Regions from separate parts of the Homo sapiens genome. Here region 1 is linked to region 2. Evidence: read pairs that join two places in POLR2A ChIA-PET (ENCODE). Cell type or tissue: PC-3. All regions are shown on one strand.

Region 1 (4,000 bases), 140 kb after region 2:
AACGATTTTTAAGGTTTCTAAGTGCACTCCATTTACATTTCCTACTCATTCTCTAAATGAAAGGCAGGCTAAAACACATTAATGAGCTTCCTGATTACTGCAGCCCTTGAGAAATTAATTAATGACAATGCAGCCACACTTAACATTCCTCCTCCTTTCTGAGTTTGGAAAGCGGGAGGAGCTGCGCTTTAATCCACGCCCAACCAAGAGCCACCATGTGTCTTTAGCCGAAGAGTTGGTTTGCCAGGACACATTTCAGATTGCCTTTCCTAGAGAAAAGCCATTCCCTGAATAATTAAGAGACAGCATCTTTTCCATTGTCTGGAATTTTTTTTTACCCTAAATTAGGTGGTTTAAGCTGGTAGATGTTGGGTATGACTTGTTTCTTTTCTTTTCTTTTCTCTTTTTTAAGTAAATAAGTGTCAAGCACCAGCATTTACCTGGCCCTTCCCTTATAATAATAGCCAACACTTTAAAGTTGCTTGTCAGGGACTGTTCCAACTGCTCTGTCTTTCTTTGCCTCTCTCTGTGTGTACATATTTACTTATTAAATCTCACAATAACCCTGGGGTAGGTGGTATTATTATCCCCTATTTACAAAGAGTGAAGAAGAAGAACAAGACATATCCACGGATCTACCAGCTAAAACTACCTAATTTAGGACTTTAAAAAATTCCTAAGCCATTAAAAAAGATGCCATCACTGAAGAACATACAGTGAGAAAGTGGAAGAGCCATGATCTGAACTCAAAGGGATTGGCTCAGAATCCATGCCTTAGCCAGTAACTACATCTACAGCCAGCCATATGTACATTTGTATCTTGAGTTGTTTTTATTTTTTAATCTGTGTTTATTTTATTATTTATTTTCTATTGTATATATTTAAGGTATACAACATGATGTTTTGATATACATAGTGAAACGATTATTGCAGGTAAGCAAATTAACGTATTCATCACCTTCCCTACCTTCTCTAGTTACCCTGTTTTCAGTAAGAGCACCTAAAATCTAGTCTCTTAGCAACTTTTCAATATACAAGACTGTATGATTAACTATAGTCCTCCTGCTGTATGTTGGATTTTTAAATTTATCCTTCCCACATAACTTTGTACCTTCTGACAAACTCCCCATTTCTTTCCCCTCCCCACCCTTGGTAACCACTGTTCTACTCTGTTTCTATGTATTAGACTTTTTGTTAGATTCCACATACAAGTGAGATCATGCAGTAGTTTTCTTTCTGTATCTGTCTTACTTTTTAGCATAAAGTACTCCAGGTTCATTCATGTTGTAGCAAATAGCAGTATCTCCTTTTTAAAGGCTGAATAGTATTCCATTGTAGGGATATTGTAATATATATAGATATCACAATTTATTTATCCATTCATTCATCAATGGGCACTTAGGTTGTTTCCACATCTAGGCTATCATGAATAGTGCTGTGTTTACTGAGATGTTTTCCACTCATCTTCATTCCAGGTGCCTTCAGTGCTGCTTCTGCCTGCAGAGATGTCCTCCAGTCACCATACTTTGCCTCCGGTAGGCTGGCTGAGGACAGAGAATAGTCAACACACACAACCACTGTTAGAGCGTGGGTAAACCCCAGAGTGATTTTATAGCATGCAGGCATTTCACATCCAGCAGATAGGCATTGGGCTTTGCACCATGCATTTCATCTTGTTTCCTCCTTTCTTATGGGGAGAGATGAAGGAAATCCTTTGCAAGAAGCATATTCTCATGGGGGTGTCATCGCCGCTGAAAACAGCGGACAGAGGTTAGCAAGACTGCTCCTATTGTTACAATAAGGACCCTGAGGCTTGGAGGACTGCTGACTTATTTGCTCAGGATTGCGCGGTTTGGTTACTTTGCCTTCTTGTTTTTGTTTTGTTTTTTATGGGACTCTGCAAACGTGTAAACTGACTGATTCCAACCTGCTGTTCTTTCTTCTGCACCACTCTGTGCCCATGTGGTTCTGGGGATGAAGCATGCACCTAGGTGGCTACCCTTGGAGAGTCCTTTCTGGTCTCAGAGCTGACATAAGAATGAATCAGCCTTACAAGTGTGAGTCCCCGGTGCCAGGGCCTTGAAAGAATTGCACAACTTTTTGGCAGCCCCAGGAAGCCCTGAAATAAAGCTGGGGACCCAAGTGTACTCTGTGGGCATCCTGGTAGCAACAGCATTCACCACATAAAACAATGAAGCCACAAAGAGGAAGCCACCCAGAGAAGCAGCTTTGGCTGGACAATGTTTCCAAGCAAGAGAGAGAAAACAGTTAGAAAAGAAAGTGGCTTTTCATGATGAGCAAAGCTTCTTCCAGGCAAACTAGGTCTCAAAAGTATCCTTTCCTCCGCACGAAGTGCTGTGGGCCTGTGAGCGCTCTCCCACTACAACAGAGTGGAGCTGTGGGTCTTGGAGGAGGTTGGGAACAGAGGGTTTTGGACACAGACTAGATACAGGCTCAAGTCTCAGCTCTGCCGTTTCCTAACTCTGTGACAGGAGTGTCCAATGTTTTGGCTTCCCTGGGCCACTTTGGAAGAAGAAGAATTGTTTAGGGCCACACATAAAATATACTAATGATAGCTGATGAGCTAAAAAAAAATCGCAAAAAAAAATCTCATAATGTCTTAAAGTTTATGAATTTGTGTTGGGCTGCATTCAAAGCCGTCCTGGGCCACTGGTTAGACAAGCTTGCTCTGAGGCAGGCTAGGTTATCTTTCAGCCTCTGTTTCATCAGCTATAAAATGGGAACAGTTGGATCTATGTCACAGGACTGTTGTAATAGTTAAATGAGACCATGTTTGTATGGCGCATAAGAGGCGTGCAAAGTGCTTGATACATAGTAAGCTCTTAATAGATAGCAGCTGCTTTTTAGAGTTCACAGTGCTCCCAGTCAGATTCTTCCTTCTGCTAAGCACTGGACCCGCGGCTCCCTCTGAGATGCTCTGCCCTAGGCAACCCCGAGGCTTGCACCCTCTAAAGTCAGGACTCTCTGCTCAAAGGTTGGCTCTCCGGAGACTGCCCCTGACCACCTGACCCAGAGCAGCTCCCATCCTTCTACCCCACTCTGCGTGTTTCTTGGCATCTTTCACTATGGGAAGCTGTGCTGTAGATTACTGTGTTTATTTGTTTATTGTCTATCTCCTTCGCCTAGAAGAGCAGTCCATTCTTTTTGGCACCAGTGACTGGTTTTGTGGCAGACAATTTTTCCATGGACCCAGTGGGGGTGGGGAGGGATGTTTGGGGATGATTCAAGCAAATTACACTTATTGTGCACTTTAGTTCTATTATTATTACATTGTAATATATAGTGAAATAATTATACAACTCACCATAATGTAGAATCAGTGGGAGCCCTGAGTTTTTTTTCCTGCAACTAGATGGTTCCTTCTGGGGGTGTTGGGAGACAGTGACAGATCATCAGGCATTAGATTCTCATAAGGAGTACACAACCTAGATCACTTGCAAGCACAGTTCACAATAGGATTTGCGCTCCTATGAGAATCTAATGCCATAGCTGATCTGACAGGAGGTGGAGCTCAGGTGGTACCACGAGCAATGAGGAACAGCTGTAAATACTGATGAAGTTTGCTCACTCACCCACCACTCACTCCTGCTATGCCGCCTGGTTCCTAACAGGCCATGGGCCAGCAGTGGTCCGTGACCCGGGGGTCAGGGATCTCTGCCCTAGAACATTAGCCCCATAATGATAGCAACTGTGTTGTGTTCACTACTGAATCCTTGGTGACTAACACAAGTGCCTGGCCTAGGGAAGGTACCAAGTAAATAGTTATTGAACACATGTGAATACATGGTCTTCCTCCTGTATAGATTGTGAGTCCTTACAATGGCACAGCGTAAAACTGTTCATCAGTTACAGAAACTCGTGCAGATCTGGGAAAGCCTTGGGCTTCAGAGCCACCAGCATAGTGACCAAGATGGCCTGGTCACTTGATGCTGAGCTGTGCTCCATAAGCCCTACAGCCCTGAAGGGCAAAGCAATCACT
Region 2 (4,000 bases):
CTTTGTGGCTGCGTAATCCGTGCATTCTCAAAGAACCTTGTGCTTGGCTTAATGGTCCTCCATCAGTCTTGAAATTCTTAATATTTCTTGAACAAGGGACCCCACATTTTCATTTTTCAGTGGGCCCTACAAGTTATGCAGTGAATCTTGATGATAGGATTATATAACTCAGTGATTAAAGCATGGTTTTTAAAGAAAAGCCTAGGAACCCAGGAATGTACTTTTAAATTTAATAAATTTAATAAAAGAAAAGCATGAATCTGAGTTGGCATTGCTTTTTTAAAAAACAGACTTTTTTTAGAGCAATTTTTGATTTACAGCAAAATTGAGAGGCAGGTACAGAGAGTTCTCATATCCCTCCTGCCCACACATGTGCACAGCCTCTGCCATTATCAACATCCCACACCAGAGTGGTATATTAGCTACAATCCAACCAATGAATGCTGCACTGGCACATCATTACCACCCAAAGTCCATAGTTTACATTGTGGTCATTCTTGGTGTTGCACACTCTGGATTTGGACAAATGTATAACATGTATCCACCATTATCGTGTCATAGAGAGTAGCTTCACTGCCCTAAAAATCCTCTCCTCTGCCTAGCCATTCCTCCCTCACCACCACCCCATACCTGAACTCCTGGCAACCACTGGTCTTTTTACTGTCCCCATAGTTTTTCCTTTTCCAGAATGTCATAAGGTTGAAATCCTATAGTATGTCGCCTCTCCAGAGTGGCTTCTTTCACTTAGTGATATACATTTAAGTTTCTGCCACGTCTTTTCATGGATTTGCTTTTTAACAGGCATTTGGGTACACCATTTTCCTCTGTCCTCACAAATAAGTGGCTGTGGCGCCACTTTTTGCCTTACAAAGATGGAGATCAGACTTCTGTGTTTGGTGATATTGATCAAGGTTCCCACATTGTGCCTGCAGGCTGGGTGCCGAGCTGCTTTCCTTTGTCCCATGCCCCACCCTCCATCAGTGAAAAGCCTCATTTTCTGTCTTTCCATTTAATGTTTTACCCTTAACTGAGACTTGGTTTAGAGTGATTCACATTCTGAACTCAAGCATGTTTGCCCAGTTGCCATATGACCTCCAGCCTTGTTAGGAAAAACAATACAACTCGTGATTGTTTTACTATGGGCTCATTTACAGCAAGTGCTACTGCAAACCAGTGCATGAAAAAGATGGCAAATGCTTCTCTTGCCATCTGTCTCTGCCAGAGAACCAGGGAGTGAATATGAAGCTAAACGAGTTACAGACAAGCATTTCCACACCACCTTACACAACAAGGACAGCAAAACTTTGACTTCTTAAAGACATCTGGAGCTACTGGCTATGGTGAATGGGGGAGACAATTTATTAGGGTGATGTATGTTTCTTAGTTTCTAATGATACATAAATTATCCCATGAGCCATGATACATATGGCTTAAAGAGAATTTTAAATGAAAGTAATTTTTTTTCTAGCACCACTAATTGCCTAGCAGCAGTAAATTACTCATCTCCCACGGCCTATGGGCTGTGGTCATTACTCTGTCCTCGAGGTTGAGTGGATGTCCCCCAAGAGGAACATTTGCTCTGAAAAAGTGAATTTACATCCTCACTTGTGAGCCCACTATGCTAGGTCTACAGAGGGAGCAGGTATTAATCACGCCTTTCGGACATAGCACTGTGTTTGTGCCCTCCTACATGTGTTATTTATGATAGCAGGACAGTGGGTTGAGTCTTAGCTCTTGGTTTGCCTTTGGGGGAAAATCAGAGTGCTGCTATCAATAATTAATTTCGTCTGGCTGGTTGGGGGGCAGGGAGGCATGGTTTGAAAGATAGACTTAGCTAATAAGCATGGAAGTTTCCTAGGTGACAAGTTAAACAAGGGAAGTGATAAGCATCATTAGTTTTGGGAAACACTAGGTAACTACATGATATGTAGAAGGAGAATGATGATGCTATCAAAGACCATTAACTCAGCATATTTTTGTTGATTTCCACTACTGTGATAAGTACTAAGGATGCAAGGAATGAGTGAGAAGATTCCTGCCCTCACCAAGTTTGGTGTCCAGTGGGAGAGAGAATCACAGAAAAAAACAAAGATAATACAAGGTCAGCCCAAGGTACTACATGAGAGCAGAATGGAGATAGCTTCTGCCTGCCTGTTGAGGAGACTAGACAATGCTGGAGCTTAGATTTGAAGAATATGTTGTATTTGACCAGATGGCCATGGCGTGGGATGGCCATGGCGTGGGATGGCCATGGCATGGGATGGCCATGGCGTGGGATGGATGAGGGTAACAATGGCAAAGGCCTGGACATCAGAGAGAGAACCTGGTCAGTTAGGAAAACGATGCTTTGGCGTGGTCAGCGTATAGGCTGTATACAGGGAAAATGACAGAAGACAGGACTAGAGAAGGGACAAGGCAAGGCCACAGGAGTATGTATGCCATGAGAGGGAGGGCTTTAGACCTGAGAACTGCATGACCAGAGAGGGCAGAACTGTGGAGGATGGGTTGAGGTGGAGGGAGGCAAGCAGGGAAATCAGTCACAAAGCTGCTGCAGCCATCCAGATTAAAGAGAGAGAGAGAAATGCCATTACCCTGTAATTAAACACAATCACAAACATAACGAGAAATTTGCCTTAAAATTATCTCTCAGAAATACACTAGATTGGCGTGTGTGCATGTATATATATATATAAAATATGTATTATATAACATATGTGTATGTATTGTATATGTGTGTGTATATATACGTGTGTGTGTGTATATACATATATGTTTTATCTATCTGTATATACTGTTATCCCCTGATATCCATGGAGGATTGATTCCAGGACCCCTGTGGAAACCAAAATCCATGAATATTTAAGTCCCTAATGTAAAATATTTGCACCTAACCTACACATATTTTCTCATATACTTTAAACCATCTCTAGATGACTTATAATACCTAATATAATGTAAATGCTAAGTAAATAGTTGTTATACTGTATTCAGGGACTAATGACAAGGAAAAAAAGTCTGTACATGTTTGGTAGAGATGCAACCATACATTTCTTCTGTTGGGTGAATCCACAGATAAGGAACCCATGGATCTGGAGGATCAACTGTATATTTTTGTTTCTCAACTGTATATTTTTGTTTCTCACAAGACTTTTCTGCTAATTACCCTGTCATTTTCTTAAGGGCTAATGCTTTTGAACTATGCATTTGGAGGGGAGGGTCTCCTTTCATAGCTTCTATTATTGAGAAATATACATTTGTTAGGATGAATGGGTTGAATGCATATTTCCATCACATGCATATTGCCTCTTCTCACAATTTTAAGAAAAGAAGCATATCCAAGACTTTCCGTTTCTGCATCATCCCTTCCCCATTACCCCTATACCCACACACTCTGAGATGCTCTGACCTTGGCCAGCAGCAGTTTTGTGTCTATTAAGGTGTCAAGACTTGGTGTAACCACTAATAAAATCTGTATTCTGTATTCTGATGCTTACAAACTGCATAGGGACTTTATAAGGACTCCATCCTACCCTCAGCCTCCCACCTGTGACCACAATCAAGATTTGGGAGTGGGATCACAAAGGTTTAGAGCCTAATGAGGCTGCCTGGGAAAGGAGGGTCTTGCAAGTAAATGCCAGGAGGTGCTTTGCCTCTGCTTCCCTTAGGCTAGGGCGGTGTGTGGGGGTGGGCGTGAGAAGACTGAAGGGGAGGGGAAGGGAGAGTGAACTGATGGGAGGGACGCTGAGACAGGATTGCTTTGTGCCCACTCCTACGACTGCCTTCATTTGGAAGGTGGTAGTAAATACAGTCATGTTGGAGGAATGTTTCTGGACCAAGGTAGCCTGAGACTGGGGGAACAGAGCAAGGAGAGTGGCATGGCCCCCATCTCACAAGAAGAAAAAATGAAGTTGTAAAAATGCCTGAGTGCATGTGGTACTGATCTGCCTTTTTCCATCCAGACCCTGCAGAGATGGTCAGCAGTTTGTGTTGAGACCAGTCC

What was found. ChIA-PET counts read pairs that join two places held together with the same protein. Peaks named below come from ENCODE experiments on the same cell type or tissue, not always from the same donor. Only the 100,000 strongest peaks of a DNase experiment are listed, where the experiment ranks them.
Region 1: POLR2A ChIA-PET joins it to region 2 with 16 read pairs; 2 of 35 experiments call an interaction of 5 or more read pairs at or near these places.

What each region holds. Positions count from the first base shown.
Region 1 is chr1:84,778,300-84,782,299 of GRCh38, reverse strand. LOC102724892 (a long non-coding RNA gene) reads left to right here. Exons shown (of 3, transcript XR_426717.3): 3 at 1-1,294. Among named protein-coding and RNA genes, the nearest start is that of SSX2IP, 90 kb to the right of the region's middle. In PC-3, no CTCF peak of the experiment used is centred here; a DNase peak (open chromatin) is centred at 2,009; H3K4me3 peaks cover 442 bases; H3K27ac peaks cover 2,161 bases.
Region 2 is chr1:84,916,754-84,920,753 of GRCh38, reverse strand. No RefSeq gene overlaps it. Among named protein-coding and RNA genes, the nearest start is that of LPAR3, 26 kb to the right of the region's middle. In PC-3, no CTCF peak of the experiment used is centred here; no DNase peak of the experiment used is centred here.